3 separate regions of the Homo sapiens genome follow, and regions 2 and 3 are each linked to region 1. A link is a contact called in ENCODE Hi-C or POLR2A ChIA-PET data. All regions are on one chromosome and are shown on one strand. Each heading gives the region's core, a stretch centred on a gene start or an enhancer-like site at or near the end of the contact. The rest is flanking DNA. Distances are from core to core; before and after follow the strand shown.

The links. Hi-C counts contacts between places; a loop is a spot of excess contacts on that map. ChIA-PET counts read pairs that join two places held with the same protein, here RNA polymerase II (POLR2A). Pooled maps may share reads with other maps.
Region 2: a map of naive thymus-derived CD4-positive, alpha-beta T cell shows a loop between it and region 1 (25-fold over the local background). The contact joins the enhancer-like site here to the promoter of PRDM11 in region 1. A Hi-C loop is called at or near these places in 1 of 168 maps with a recorded cell type or tissue (naive thymus-derived CD4-positive, alpha-beta T cell). POLR2A ChIA-PET finds 5 or more read pairs at or near these places in 2 of 52 experiments (AG04450 and T-cell).
Region 3: a pooled map shows a loop between it and region 1 (6-fold over the local background). The contact joins the enhancer-like site here to the promoter of PRDM11 in region 1. A Hi-C loop is called at or near these places in 1 of 37 single-sample maps with no recorded cell type and 9 of 50 pooled maps. POLR2A ChIA-PET finds 5 or more read pairs at or near these places in 2 of 52 experiments (GM10248 and OCI-LY7).

Annotation. Positions count from the first base shown.
Region 1 is chr11:45,144,079-45,149,013 of GRCh38, reverse strand. PRDM11 (PR/SET domain 11) reads right to left here and starts at 2,375. Exons shown (of 8, transcript NM_001384648.1): 1 at 2,137-2,375. It overlaps LOC105376652 (a long non-coding RNA gene), which reads left to right and starts at 2,231. Exons shown (of 6, transcript XR_931241.3): 1 at 2,231-3,960. RefSeq lists silencers at 1,625-1,814, 1,895-1,974.
Region 2 is chr11:44,744,277-44,749,211 of GRCh38, reverse strand. The region is part of intron 1 of TSPAN18 (tetraspanin 18); the gene reads right to left. Among named protein-coding and RNA genes, the nearest start is that of TSPAN18-AS1, 10 kb to the right of the region's middle. Within about 2 kb of position 2,069, at least 6 of the 41 ENCODE cell types and tissues checked have a DNase peak (open chromatin) inside an H3K27ac peak, as active enhancers do.
Region 3 is chr11:44,860,143-44,865,077 of GRCh38, reverse strand. TSPAN18 (tetraspanin 18) reads right to left here. Exons shown (of 10, transcript NM_130783.5): 3 at 4,609-4,750. Among named protein-coding and RNA genes, the nearest start is that of TP53I11, 88 kb to the left of the region's middle. RefSeq lists enhancers at 2,175-2,224, 2,325-2,952, 2,953-3,580. Within about 2 kb of position 2,662, at least 12 of the 41 ENCODE cell types and tissues checked have a DNase peak (open chromatin) inside an H3K27ac peak, as active enhancers do.

The DNA of each region.
Region 1 (4,935 bases), core at 1,126-3,625:
GACACCAAGGCTTCTGCCTTAAAGAGTAGTGGGACAGTGTGCTCTTGGCCAAGATCAGAGCCCTAGAAGAGGTTTAGAGAGGAAGATTATGGACACCTTTGGCCACTGTGGGTTTGTCATGCCTATGAGACAGCCAAGAGAGCAGGCCAAGAAGGCAGCTGAATCCACAGGCAGGACTCCCGACTCCTACCCCAGTGTTCTTTACTTTATACTTGCCAACAACCTGGAACCAGGGAAACTCCCTGTAAGTCCAGGAGAGGGCAGATCCAAATAGGAGAAATCCTACTTGACACCAAGGAGAAGAAATTGATGGAACACATCAACCCAAGAAGTCTAGACGACAGAACTGTAACTCAGGTCAAATGAGTCCATAAGTGCAGAGGTGATGGCTATCATGACCAATCTAGGACTCCTAGGACAACTGAGGGGAGTCCCTCATCTTTGTGAACGTCACCAGGGAAGGAAACGAGACCCTGCCACCAGCTGTTCCTTGGGGCCCTGTCAGTTTGAGACTGGATGGACCACGGTGGGGTCTGTGGGGGCAATTCTGATATTCCCAGGTCAGTACCTTCTGCCGTGATTCTGGGGGAGAACACTTCTTAAACAGTATGCCAGGCCCTGGAACAGGCATTTCATCTTTGCTATCTCATTTAATTTCACAACTTCCTTGCCGGGCAGGTTTTGTTGGACTCAGGGATGGAGACACAAGGCTCAGAGAGGCCAAAGACAACGATGTGAAGTCCAAAGTCAGACAGTGACTATGAGGAGGAGGTAGAATTCAAAGAGAGAAAGCCTTTCCATTAAACTGAATACAGCAAGAGGTCTGGGCTCTATTCCCAGAAGGGAAGGTTTCTACACGTGCCCTATAGAACTCTGCTTGTCCACCTTTCAGAGAGTCGGCGGGCAAAGACTGTGCCCTGCTCCCCAACTACGACCCTACACCTCCAACAATGACCCTAGGAAAGCCCGAACCTTCCTCCCTCCCAAGAGGAAATGTGGGCAAGGACCAGCTTGGTTGCTACAGGCATCATGCTCCACAGAAAATTCTTCTGTCCCCAAACCCCCAAAGTTTATAGGGTTTCCAGGTACCAAGAGCAATCTCTCATCATTGCCTCCTGGCCCCACGCACAAAGGGCTGGGTGTGTTTCCTTACAGCCACTCTAAATTATACAGCACAGCCTTTCTCCACACGAAGCAAACGTCTAGGAAAGAGGAGACGTTTCACATTTTTCTCCCCTAAATCCCAGCCCAGCCTGGGGGGTTCTAAGCCCCCATCTCCCAACTGGGCTCTAGACACACACCAGCAATTTTTCACCAGCATCGCCCAAGACATTGGTATTCTCTTTGCAGCGACTCGCCTAGAGCACGCTGGCCTTGACCGGAGAGAGGTCATTGGCCGCTAAGTTTCTGCAGTTTCTGCATAGGAGAGTACCTTGGGGACTGCGAGTGGGGGGTGGAGGCTACGCTCCGGAGAGGTTTCCCGAAGAGTCTACACCGCAACTGACACTTAAAACGCATTCCAGAAATGCCCTCCGGCTCGGCCACGCTTCGCGGGCAATCGCGAACCGCGATGGAGAAGGCTTCGTCGCATCCCAAAGGACGCCTCCCACCTTCATCCCCGAGCACCCCGCAGCAGCCCCCGGCGCGGGGCCGAGGGCGTCCGCGAGAACTAGGCCGGCGGCCGCGGCGAGCCCTCTGGCGTCGGCGTCCGCGCCCCGCCCCGTCCGTGTCACCGCGTTCTCATTCCGAGCGCTCGGCCCGGGCCGCCACTCCCATTGGTCGGCGGCCACGTCCGTCAGCGGGCGCGCCGCTTGCGGAGAGAAAAGGCTACATTGTAACAAGGCGAGGAGCGAGCGAGCTGGGAGGAAGGAGGCGGAGGGCGGCCCCCGGCTCCCGCGGCGGCGGCAGCTACCTGCCGAGGGTTCACCCACCTCGCGGCCACGGCGGGCCGCCCCCCACCCCGCGCCGGCGCCGTCCGGACCCCCGCCCCGCGCCCGCGCCGAGACCCCCGGCCGCCCCCGCCCCCAGCCGCCGCTCCCGGCCCCCGCACCGGCGGCCCCCGCGCTCGCTGGCAAACTGCCGAGCGCTCTCCGAAGCCATTTTCAATGGCCACATTGGCTACCGGGGCTGACTCACCTTCCCGGGAATGCTGCGGCAGCCGCGGGGCCCGGGCGGCGAGAGCGGCCCGGCGGGCGGCTCGGCGGAGGCGGCGCGGCCTCGGCTGGCGGCCCCCGCGGAGGGAGCGGCCGCGCTGCGGGCGCGCTGGTCCCCGGCGAGGCAAAGTTTCAGCGCCAGCCTCGGCGCGGCGGCGGCGGCGACTCGCTGCTGCTCTCCTCCCCTGCTTTGACCACCATCTTATTAGTACAGGAAATGACATGGAAAACGGAAGAAAGCGGCGTTTGGGGCAGACGCGGACCCCCCAATTCAGGGGCCGGAGCCGGGACTCACCAGCCGCGTCCCGACCCGGCCCCGGAGAAAACTCCCGGGGCCCCTTAGGCCCGCGCCCTGCCCGGAGGGGGGAACCCGGCTCTCCAAACCCAAAGGGAGAGGGAGCGTTTTATAATCCAGCCCGTGGAGAAATCGAGAAAAAAATAGATGAAAAAAAGAAAAGGTTAAGAGAGAACTTTCGAACTGGGATACTTTTTTGGGGTCAGAAGTAAAAGTTCTCAAATTTTAATAAAGTCATTGTGAGGGGGGCTCCCTGGCTCTCCCGGTCGCGTGGCTGTCCATTTGGAACCAAATAGTCGGGGGGAGTCGACGCGTTTGGATTTTTAACCCTTTCAGGGCTCCGCGGCTGGCCCCCTCCCGGTCCCATTTAACCCTTTGAATGCTCAGCAGTTTGGAGATACAAACTGAAGTTGCGAGACGCAGGCGTCCCGCGAAGGCTGAGGGTGAGGGGCTTGGGGTTCGTTAAAAATATTAACTCTTTATGTGGGGTTGCGGTTTTGTAGTCACGAATCGCACATGTTCTTCAAGTCAAAATATGTTACAGAGGGAGAGAGATTCTGAGAACTGGAGGGGCTGGTCCCTGGCTGGCTTGGAAAAGATGTTTAAGCGGCATTCACTTGCTCGATTCCTCAGTTTCTCCATCTGTGAAATGGGATTCGACATCACAGAGAGGGGGTGAAGAGGGAAAGACTGGGCCGGGGGTGGAATTGTCACAGAGTGCTTGAGTGCTTGACATGCTTTCCTGAGCGCCTGGAAAACTGACAGGTTGCGATGGGGCTGGAAGCCTTGGAGGAGGGCAAGGGACACTGCAGGGTGGCGTAACCAGGACAACCATTCCCCAATCAACCCCTTTCTCGTGGCGTCCTCTACAAGTCCTGTGGCCCAATGGCGACGTCTCTCCTACCAAGGGAGGATGCTCTGTGCAAGCTCCAAAATTGGGGCAGTAAACCCCAGTTGGTGATTCCCAGGAAGGCACCTGGGCGAGGCGCTGTCCAGTGCTTTCCCCAAACATCCACGAAGCCCTGCAAGAGTTGCCCAGACGGCCCCCAGAGGGTACTACCCCAGGGAAGCCTCCTCCCAAGGCGGAAGGAGTTCCGTGTCAACCTTGCTGCTGGCGATCCGCAGATGGGCGTTCATGGTCAGATGGGCGTTCATGGTCAGATGGGGGTGCTCATGGCTTTTGGAATCTGGATGTGGAGCTGGAGGCGGTGGGGGTGATGAGGGAGGGAGCACTGTGGGTACCACATCATTTGTTTCCCTTGACTCTGGCGTCACAAACACAGCTTCTTGGAATCTCATGCCTGTTACTGGCTGTGTGATCTGGAGCAACTGGCTTCACCTCTCTGAGCCTTTATTTCCCACATCTGCAAAGTGGTGCACAGTAATACCCACGTTCCTGGCTCTGTGTAAGGAGCCATGAGAGTGTATTTAAAGGGCCCAGCACCCAGCTGCTCTCAGTAGATGCTCAAGAGACAGTAACAACCCTATCGTTATATGAGGTTCAATGCAACTGTAAGTTTCCTGAGTATTTCTCTGCTTGGTGCCAGGCAGAGTGTCGGGTACTGGGGGACGGGGGTTGGGGGAGGGGTTCCACGATTAGAATGACAAGATCCTTCAGGCAGGTCTTGGTCTGCCCAAGAGATGAAGGCACTCGCAGATAACTTCAATTAATTCAGAACTGAATGCACCTCCAGTTGCACTGAGCATGGTTTTGGATGCCAAGTGCCCGGCCGAGAAAAGAGCACTGAGGAAGGAGCCATTTGTTGTTCCTTTTGAGGAGAAAGATTCACCAAGGAAGTAATGTCAGAGGTAGGCCTGGAATTTCCACCAATGGTAGGATGGCATTGCCAGGAAGGCAAAGAGCAGAAGCAAAGACCTCGAGGCGTCAACGTACCCAGGGTGTTGGACATGTGTCCTGCAGTGACTGGGGTAGAGGGTGAGGCAGAGATATCGGAGATGAGGGCAAAAAGAGAAGTAGATAAAGGAGGGGAGTGGTCCCATCCTCCAGAGAGCAAAAAGATCTTTAAGAGAATGAGCTGGCAAGTTGGAAGTGAGGTAAGGAGGGAATTTCTTGTGGCATTGGTTTTCTATTTAAATCTCCCCATCCATTTCTATCCTGGCTTCCTTTGCCAGGAAGCCGTAGGTCCTCAGCTGCATCTGTAGGGTGAGACTGGGTCCTCAGGCATTGCAGGCTGGGGAGTCAGCGCTTCAGGCGTCACACTGGGACTTGTCCAGGGGCTGTGGGGAGCAAAGAGATGCGGTGTGATCCAGAGACCCAGGTCTGAGTCCCAACCTGTCGCCTGAGGCATTTGACTTGTCCTCTTTGGGGGCCAGTGTTTTCCTGCATGGCATGAAGAGTTGGGACCAGGGGTTCTATATTTTGCCCTCAAGAAACTGCCCCTGTAGTTACATAGTCAAGGCCAAGGCACAGGAAGGAATCTGAAACAAGGCTGGGGGAATTGTTGGAAACATCTCAGAAGGGAAGCC
Region 2 (4,935 bases), core at 820-3,319, 400 kb after region 1:
AATTAATAGCAGAGCAAGATTAAAACTCAAGCCTTTCATCTTGAAATCCTGTGTCTTTCCACTCCACCTTGACATAGGGCCACTCAAGACTGCAGGGTGTGGTGGTCAAAAGCTTAGCTCAAGAACCAGAGCACCCAGGTGCAGATCCAGCTCTGCCAGACATGCAGTATGATGCTGGGCCAGGTACTTACCTAGCCTCACCATGCACCAGTCTTATCATCCCAAAAATGGGAATGGATCCACACTTAACCTGTAGGGTTGTTGCAAGGATTCAACAGGGCGGTACACACAATGTGGTACGCTCTCAATACATTCTAGCTCTCTGTCCCTGGAAGTGGGTGGGAGGAGGGATACACACCAAAAGGAAGTGGATCCTTCTGGTGGATGTGGTGCAGGAAACGCAAAATCTTTGTCTTGATTTCCGCCGCCCCTCCCCCATTCACAGTGGCAACTTGACCGCTGCCTCTGTTTCCCTAAGTCATCTCTGCTGGTGCATGAGGAGGAAATGAGAAGAATAAAAGTGCGGTGCTATGACACTGTGGCTTCTCTAAAGTGAAGAGTAAATCACGATCTTGAACTTTCCATTTTCTCCTGACTTGTGTTAATTTCTAGCTTGAAATCAAGCAATGTCTCCTCAGTACCAGGAAAAGGCTAAAATACTGATATAATTCCAGGTTGGCACACGGTCTGCCTAATGAGATCCAGTCCACTCACTGGCAGAGTCATGGAATTTAAGATGTAGTAAGAATCTTATCTCAGATCATCTGAAATACTGTGGAAGAAAGTGATGGTCTCTTTTTTTTTTTTTTCTTTTGAGAAAGGGTCTCACTCTGTCACCCAGGCTGGAGTGCAGTGGTGCAATCTCAACTCATTGCAACCGCCGCCTCTGGGGTTCAGGAAATTCTTGTGCCTCAGCCTCCCAAGTAGCTGGGATTACAGGCGTGCCCAGCTAATTTCTGTATTTTTAGTAAAGATGGTGTTTCACCATGTTGGCCAGGCTGGCTTCGAACTCCTGGCCTCAAGTGATCTGTCTGCCTTGGCCTCTCAAAGTGCTGAGATTACAGGTGTGAGCCACCATGCCCGGCCAGAAAATGATGATCTCTCTAAACATAAACCAGTGGTTTGTCTCTTTTGAGAGAAAGGAAACCAGGGCCCAGAGAGGCTGAGTGACTCGGCCCATATCACACAGCCACAGAGCTGGCTAGTAAGAGACAGAGAGAGAACCGAAGTCTTCTGACCCTGCAGCTCTGCTGCAGGTGAGGGAGGGAACTGGGGGGATGAGAGACAGGGAGAGAAGTTTGAGTGTGAGAATGACCACACATACGTGTTTGTGTGTGTGTGTAGTGGAAACAGTGTGAGCCTTTGAGGTAGAAGGAAAAGTATTTGGGCCACTGGAAGTTCCACCTGCACTTTGAGTGTGGAAAGATGAGAGTGAGCAAGTGTGAAGGTAGCGTGTGAGTGTGCATGAGGAGATGAGTGCAGGAGTGAGGAAATCTGAGTGCTGAGAGAGAGACGGGAGGGGGGAGGAGAAACATTTGGGCCATTTTCAAATTCCCACAGTAGAATAAATCAAAACAGATTGTTCTGAGACACAGGCAATTTCAAACCACATCCTTTATACCAAAGTCGACCCAAATGGCTTCCCCTGATGCTGCCTCATAACCAGTCGTAATGGCAACCGTCATATTCACGATCATATTTAAGATTCCTGAGCAGCTCAGTACAAACCAGGCTCAGTACAAACAGTCCCTCCTCATAGCAGCCCTAAGAGGCCTCTATGATTCACGCCCATTTTCCAGATAAGCCTACTGAGTCTTAGAGGAGGGAAGTCCCTTGGTCCCCACATCTCCCTGCCCAAGGGATATCTGGGATTAAATAAAAAGTCGAGAAGGCAGCTGAGATCCAAGCAACGAGCTCCTTGCTGAAGTTCTGTGCCCCAGAGAGCTGCCTCTTTTAGGCAGGGCTGCTCCTGGCTGCTGCAGGCAGGATGGAGAAAAGATGCCAGGGAGCTGGCATGTTCCTAGGTGCCAGCTGCCCCACAAGGCAAAGCAGATGCTCGCCTGTGAGAGGGCCTGGCGCTGTGACCAGCAGAATTAGCTGCTGGGAGCTGCAGCCACCACCTCGCCTGGGCCTCTAGCCCTGACCAGTCAGAGAAAGGCCCCGTTTTTCAATGCCAGCTGGCTGGGGACACAGGGCTGGGCCAGCGAGGAGGGAACCGCCAGGGCCCCAAGAATGGGTTTCCCACATCTCACCCTGACATGAGCAATGGGAAGGCTGGGTCCAGGCGACTACTCCCTAAGAACTGAGTCTCCCTTCCTGATAGGCACAAGGGGTAGCACCAGGCAAGCAGTGGGGGAAGTGGGCAAATGAAGCTCTGCTGAGCATCTCTGCTGCCCAGGCACACCGTGTATTTTCTAATCATAATCTTGTCCTAACCCCAAAATAATTATTTTTTGAGAGAGGGTCTCATTCTGTTGCCCAGGCTGGAGTGCAGTAGTACAATCATAGCTCACTGCAGCTTCTAACTCCTCGGCTCAAGCAATCCTCTCGCCTCAGCCTCCCAAGTAGCTGGGACTACAGGCATGCACCACCATCTGCAGCTAATTTTTATTTTTTTATTTTTTGTAGAGAGGGCCCCCGATGTTGTCCAGGCTGCTCTTGAACTCCTGGCCTCAAACAATCCTTCTGCCTCACCTCTCAAAGTGTTAGGATTACAGGCATGAGCTACTGCTTCTTGGCAAAACAATATTTTGGTGTGGGTACTACACTCCTTGCTTTACAAGTGGGTAAATTGAGGCTCAGAGAAGCTGAATAACTCACCCCAAATCACCAAGATAGTAAATTTAGGTGGAGTCAGGATTGAACCCCAGCATGACCAGGAGACGTCTGTTCCCTTCTAACTCACCCAACACTCATCTGCAAAGACTCCCTGACAGAGGCTGGGAGTCCCAGAGAGAAGCATTTGTCTTGGGTCTCATACTCAAACCCCAACAGGAACTCTGAACCAAAACAGAAGAGAGCAACGTGCCCCACCCACGGGGGGCAGCTGCTGCTTATCCCCAGCCCATATTTGCCACCAGACCATGCCATGTGTCAAGGAAACCAGAAATCTGGAGTTTTATGCACCTTCTCTCACTTTTTCAACTGATTAGAATCAGCTTTGCTGTTTTTTGTTCTTTGTTTTTGAGATGGACTCTCGCTCTGTCGCCCAGGCTGGAGTGCAGTGGCACGATCTGGGCTCACTGCAAGCTCTGCCTCCCGGGTTCAGGCCATTCTCCTGCCTCAGCCTCCCAAGTAGCTGGGACTACAGGCGCCTGCAACCACGCCCGGCTAATTTTTTGTATTTTTAGTAGAGACGGGGTTTCACCGTGTTAGCCAGGAGGGTCTCGATCTCCTGACCTCGTGATCCACCCGCCTCGGCCTCCCAAAGTGCTGGGATTACAGGCGTGAGCCACCGCGCCCAGCCATGTTTTTTGTTTTTTAATAGAATTTTTTTCGTTGAAGTATAACAGAGAGGGAACAGTACACAGATCTGAAGTGTACTGCTCAATGAATATTCACAAACTGAGCATACCTATGTTCCCACCAGCCAGGATGAGAAGATGAACACACCAGCACCCAGAAGTACCTCGTGCCCCTTCTGGACACCCCCCAACTCATGCCCAAAGGTCATCACTGTTGTGACTTTGACTCCCTTAGATTCTCTTGCTGACTTTGAACTTTATATAAGTAGAATCATACATGCCATCATTTTGTATCCTTGGCCTGTTCACTTCATTTATTTTAGCCACTGGTCAGACCATCTTCTCTGTGAGCTCATTAGAGCCTCAGGGCTCCAGTGCTGTGCAGTGAGGAAAACCCTACTCTCTACTGATGAGTGAATTGGAGCCTGAATAGGTTGTCAGTGGTTATACTTACTGTTTCTCCACCAGGATGAAATTATATTAAAATCACTTGAATGGCCTCTTCAAAATACACATGCTCAGCAATGCACTAGCTCAACTGTACAGTACCAACCAGACTTCCTGAAGAAGAAAGATGCCCACGCATGATTATTTTATGATTATTTTGAAATCCAGCCCCATATTGGACCCTCACCTTAGGTCATATAGCAACAAAGCCAGTGACAGGGCATTCAAGTGCCCCAGTCCCTATGCTCTATACCCAGCACCCCAAAGTTCCCCACATCTATTCCCCATCTATTCTTTGCTAGCATTCCACCCTCCTCCAACCATGACAGACGTCAATAATTGATCTTGGCACTCCTTCCTGCTGAGCCTGGGTAAAACAGGCTCATCCACCCTTCAGCTGCACTCAGGCAGGCCCTACAAATCGATCAGCGTTGGCATTTGCGATGAAAAGTGTCTGCCATCCAGGTACTACCACACCATGCTACCCCTGCTCTTTGGAAGTCCTTGCTACTTTCTTAAGCAGCCCAGCCTTCTCATACCCAGGGTGACTATAAGAGAAGCAGGGAAAGAACCAAATCCACTCCTGACCCCATTCTTCGGCTTATTTGATTCTATTTCCCACACCAACCCTGCAAAGCTAGCTGTGAAGATAATTTATCCCAACCCTGGCTTGTTTCTGTTTGTGCATTAGGTTTGGGTTTTTTGCCCTGGTTTTTATAGATGGCAAACAGGCCCGGAGAGGGGTACTGCCTTGTCTAAGGTCACATGATGAGTCCTGGTCAAAGCTAGAACTTGAAGCTACCCCCCCATTTCTAAGCCAGAGCTCTCTCTCCCCACTCCATGGAGTTTCTTGCAACCAATTAGGAACCACTGGGAAGGCCAGAAACATGACGGTAACCTCATTCATCTGAAACCAATCACATCTGTTTCACTTCTTTCCAGCTAAGCAGTAAACAGTGGAGACAGAGCCCAGGCTGAGACAAGACTGCAGTCCAGAGCAGATGTTCCCCTGTTGATCTCTGGG
Region 3 (4,935 bases), core at 1,413-3,912, 280 kb after region 1:
AATTGTCACAGAAAAACAAGCCAAGAGATTGGTATGTCCAACCACCCCGGCTGAGGCTGGGACAACACCGATTCCAGTAAATCCACTGTGATCCTTCCACCCATCCATCCATTCACCAACCTCTGGCTGATGCCCCACATGGCAGGCTCTGCTGGCTGCCAGAGACCAGAGAGGGTGAGATACCCACAAGGAGACCGCCAGGCAAACACAGGGGCAGACTGGACCCCCAGCACCTTCCATGTACAGGCTTGGCGTCCTCCAGAAATAATCAAAACCCTTTGCAGTTCAGGATCCAAAGAAGCATCAAAGGGGGGTGAAAAATGAAACAGGACCTTGCCATTGGCACCCAGGGCAAGCCCATCTTCCCCGTGAAACACTTAGTTTTCCTGATGCTGAACTGGGACTTGGCAATCCACCCCATAAGGTCCATGTGCAACACTGGACCAGTCCATTTTAGTGGATGCTCTGGCATTTCACCCAGGCCTTAGGCCCAAGATGGCAAGGGAGGGTTGAACAAAGCTTCGGGTGCCATGGGAAGCTGGGGTGGGATTTTCCCCAAGGCCTCAGCCTGAAGACCTGAGCTGCCGAGAGCAGGGACCCTGAGCATCCTATCCAATAGGACCCCACGTGCCTCTCAGAGGCCCAGGCACACAGTAAGTGCTCAATGAAGTGTTGGTGAATGAATGAATAAATGTGATTCTGGGTAAGGCAGCCCCAACCCCAACACTTTTCGGAGATGGGAGGGGTGTGACACCCCACCCCATCACCAAGTTTTTTTTTTTTTTTTTTTTGAGACGGAGTCTCACTCAGTCACCCAGGCTGGAGTGCAGTGGTGCGGTCTTGGCTCACTGCAACCTCTGCCTTCCAGGTTCAAGCAATTCTCCCACCTCAGCCTCCCAAGTAGCTGGGACTACAGGCGAATGCCACCACACCCGGCTAATTTTTGTATTTTTAGTAGAGACGGGGTTTCACTATGTTGGCCAGGCTGCTCTCGAACTCCTGACCTTGAGATCCGCCCGCCTCAGCCTCCCAAAATGCTGGGATTATAGGCATGAACCACCGTGCCCGGTCCCCATCACCAAGTTTTTTGGGACATGGACCAACAGGCACCTATACACTGAAGACTCCCACAGAGTTATATTAATATGATTGAAATATAAATAATAACAACACCAAATAGCATCAGTACTACACTGAATGCTGATCCCTGGCAGGTGCTCTGTTAAGCACTTTCTGTCATTCAAGTATTTCCTTCCATCTTCACACAGTCTTACGAGAAGTGACTATTACTATCTCTAACTTACTTATAAGAATACTGAGGCTGTACTGCTAGCAGAGCTCAGATCCGAACCCAGGTCTGACATGGAATACAATGTTTCAAGCGGAAGGAGCTTGACAAACTATAGGCCAGGAGGCTAAGGACATCAGTAGTGCAGCAGGGACCCAAGTCTCCCAACTTCCAGCCCAGGGTATGCCACTAGGGCAGCTGCTTGCAATGCTCTAAGTGAAAATGAGCCCTAAGCTCTGTAAAGTATCTCAGGAATGAGAGGATTAAGAACTCTTGGTCTTTGTGCAGCACCATCTCTTTGAAAGGGCCCTCCAAAACTCCCCTTCCCAGGGAAGAAGAGGACAAAAGGAAAAGGGAGGCGCTACTAAACTCCGTACCCAAGCTGTAGTTGAAAGCAGCCTTGAAGACAAGATGGCCCCAGGCCCAGCACGGCCAAGCCTGGAGGCCTGCGGGAAAGAAGGCTAACCGAGTTCATCTGGCTTCCTGCCTGGCACAGTCTTTCAAGCCTCAGGGTCCCACTGCCAGGCCTTTGCTCTCACTGTGTCTTCCTCCCGAATGTCCTTTCTAACGTCCGAAACTGGCCTATATCTAGGCACAGCTCACAGGCCTTGCATCCCCTGATTTTACACCACCACTGTGCAGCAGTAACATCTCCTTCTGGCCTCTGAACCCCCAAGCCTTCCTTTATATTTCAGCTCTGGACCCTCCCATTCTTTACCTTGGATGTCTTGACTTTGATCGTCTCCCTTAAAAATCTGGCCTCTGAGGTGCCTGTTGAGTGCATCTGAATGAATGACGAATGCCTGGGAAGTGGAGCTTGTATGATTCGTTTTATTAACAGGTGCACACTCCAGGAGCAGGTCTGCATACAGATCTCTCTAACAGCTGCCCTTCCTCCTCCCCAGGGCCATGACAAGTGGCACCTTACACCCTAAGTCCTAAAGGCTGAGAACCAAGTCATTCTGCTATTTCTGCTGCATCAGGCACAGGTGGGGGCTTTACAAAATGCTGTGGAAAGTAACTGACCGACATATCTACCAAGCCAGCCCAGTTATGGTTTAGCACTGTCTGAGACATCAGGCGAGGGGTTGGGGGCAAGACACCCAGAGGAGGGTCCTGCCCTCAGGAGATCTCCCAGAGGAGAGGTCAGGGAACCCTGAGGACAGGGACCTTTGGGCTTTGCTCACCCTCAATCCCCAGCATTTAAACAGCTCCTGGCACATGATAGGCACTCAACAGCCATTGGCTGAATAAATGAATTAACACTCATTGACCCAGAGGTGCTGAGCTCACCATATAAGGCAGGGTGGTGCTGAGCGCTGAGCTGGCTGCATGGTGAGTCAGAGCTTTGGAGCCCACAGGCGAGACACAGAGCGAGAGAGACTGGGGGAGGGCCAGGAGGTTTGTGGTTGACCAAAACCAAGCAAGGGGCAGCTGCCTGGGAGGCAGCATCACAAGCTGTGGTTTTCGGTATTTTTTCTGCAGAGGAATATTTGCTCAAATGAAATCACACATCGCACCCTAAATGTAGGACAGAGCTGCCGCGGCGGAGGGCAGCAGGGCTGCCAGGCTGGCCTGGCCACGTGTACCCTCGTGCCCCCAGAGACGGAGCTTCCACTCAACCAGTGCCCGTCCCCCTCTGCTCCCCTGTCCCTCTAAGGGGCTTCAGATAAGCAAGGCTGCGGTTGGTCTTCTGGGAAGGGGCCCATTTAGCGCAAAAAACCCTAAAGAGGCTCAAGAAACTCCCCTCAGCCATGAAGGAGTGGAGGTGGGGGGAAAAAGGAACAGGCCTTCCCGGCGAGTGGAGGTCTACTCAAGGCAGCCAGGCGCTGGGGTGGCTGAAATAGTGGGGCGGCCATCAGAGAGTGCAGGGACTCTTTATGAGAAAGACCTTCTGGAACAATCTTTTTGGAACGTGAAGTACCACTCTCAGATCCATCAGAGGCATGGGGGCTGTGTGTGTGTGTGTGTGTGTGTGTGTGTGTGTGTGTGTGTGAAATTTGGGCTTTCAGATACTAGATTCACTAAAAATGAGGCACTTAGAGAGAGGCCAACCCTGGTACCATAAATCACAGGAAGAATCCCAACTGGGACACATGCGACCACCTGGGTGCTTCATCGCCCCCGACTCCCAACATGACACCAGTAGGGAGAATCTGCTGCTTTGTCTGCCCAGCATTCCTTTCTCCTTTTTCTAAAAATAATGCTTGGATTTTCCCTTGCAAGTCCATCCCCTCTCATGCATTCAGGCTGACTTCCCCAACCCACGACACCTACCGACCTCACCACACCACCCCCAACCACCGACCCCCCGCCCAGCACCGACCGCCCCCACCCCAGCACCGACCAGTCCCCACAGCCCCGACCACCTCCCTCAGCACCACCCGCACCCCACCAACCCCCGCACCGACTGCCCCCCGACCAACTGACCCAGTCTGGCCAATCAGCATATCTTATCCTCCAGGTTTCAGTGATTGGGCAGAGGTGTCATGTGACCCAAGACCATCCAATAAGCCTTGACTTTGGGATTTTTGTTGGACCGCCTGGGAAAAAGAAGCTCTCCTTCCATTGGATTTGAAATGAGCAAGGCGTCAGTCTGGATCTGCAGGTGCCTGCCCTGCGGCCACATGGAGAGTGGCTACCGAGGACTGAAGCTCACAAGGAGGGAGGCAGAGGACACGGATGTGGTGAGATACGGTCCTAACAGCATCATTTGAGCCCTGGATTCAGCCCTGCCTGCCTTGAAACCAATAAATAGGCCCCAAATATATTATTTGGAATATATATATTTGGAATATATATTATTAGAAACCAATATATTAGAAACCAATTTTAAAAAGCTAATAAATGGCCTGTCTTGCTTAATCCAGTTTGAGTGTTGGCTCCCAAATGATGCAGCATCTGACCTCAGTTCAGCCTTTGCCCTCTCACCACCCACTGCAGCCAACCTTTACTTCTGACCCACCACTGGTTCTTGCTTACCTGGGCAACAGTTCCACCCTTCCCCAGTTGAGCTTGAGGGGCATGGGCCAGCAACCTGGTGGGCTAGCCTGCACCTCAGCCTTCTCAGCTGTCTGGCCCCTCCGAGGGTTATCTTCTTGGCTAATCTAGTGAGACCCCAGCAACCTTGGCTCAGATCCACTCACACTATCTGCACCCCTTACTATCCTGCCCACGGACCTTTGGTGTGATGGGAGAGACAGACACTGATGCATGAAAGAGAATGACAGGTGCCCTGCTGATGGTTACCCTTAGCAACAACAACAGCAACAACAAAAGTAGCAGAAATCCCCTTGCTGAATGAGCCTAACCTCTGTTACCTGGAGAGCCAGCGTTGAGATGTCTGCAAAAGGATTATGCTCGCGTCTCCAGAAATCAAATTCAAGGGGTTCCAGTTGCTTTGATGGTAGTGTTAGAAGCTCAGCTCACCTGAAGCTTGAGGGTGGTCCAGGAGATGCTCACCTGTGAGAGGGAAGCAGAAGCAGCCGTGATTACCTGCCCGAGCTGCGGTCTCTTCTTTCTGTTTGAAAGGCTCTCCTGGCCCTGCAGGAGGCGAAGTGATGGAACCAAGACTGCAGGAGCCTGCAGGTGAGCATCAGGATTGGGCACTCAACATCTAGATCCGACTGAAATAGCCTGGAAATAAT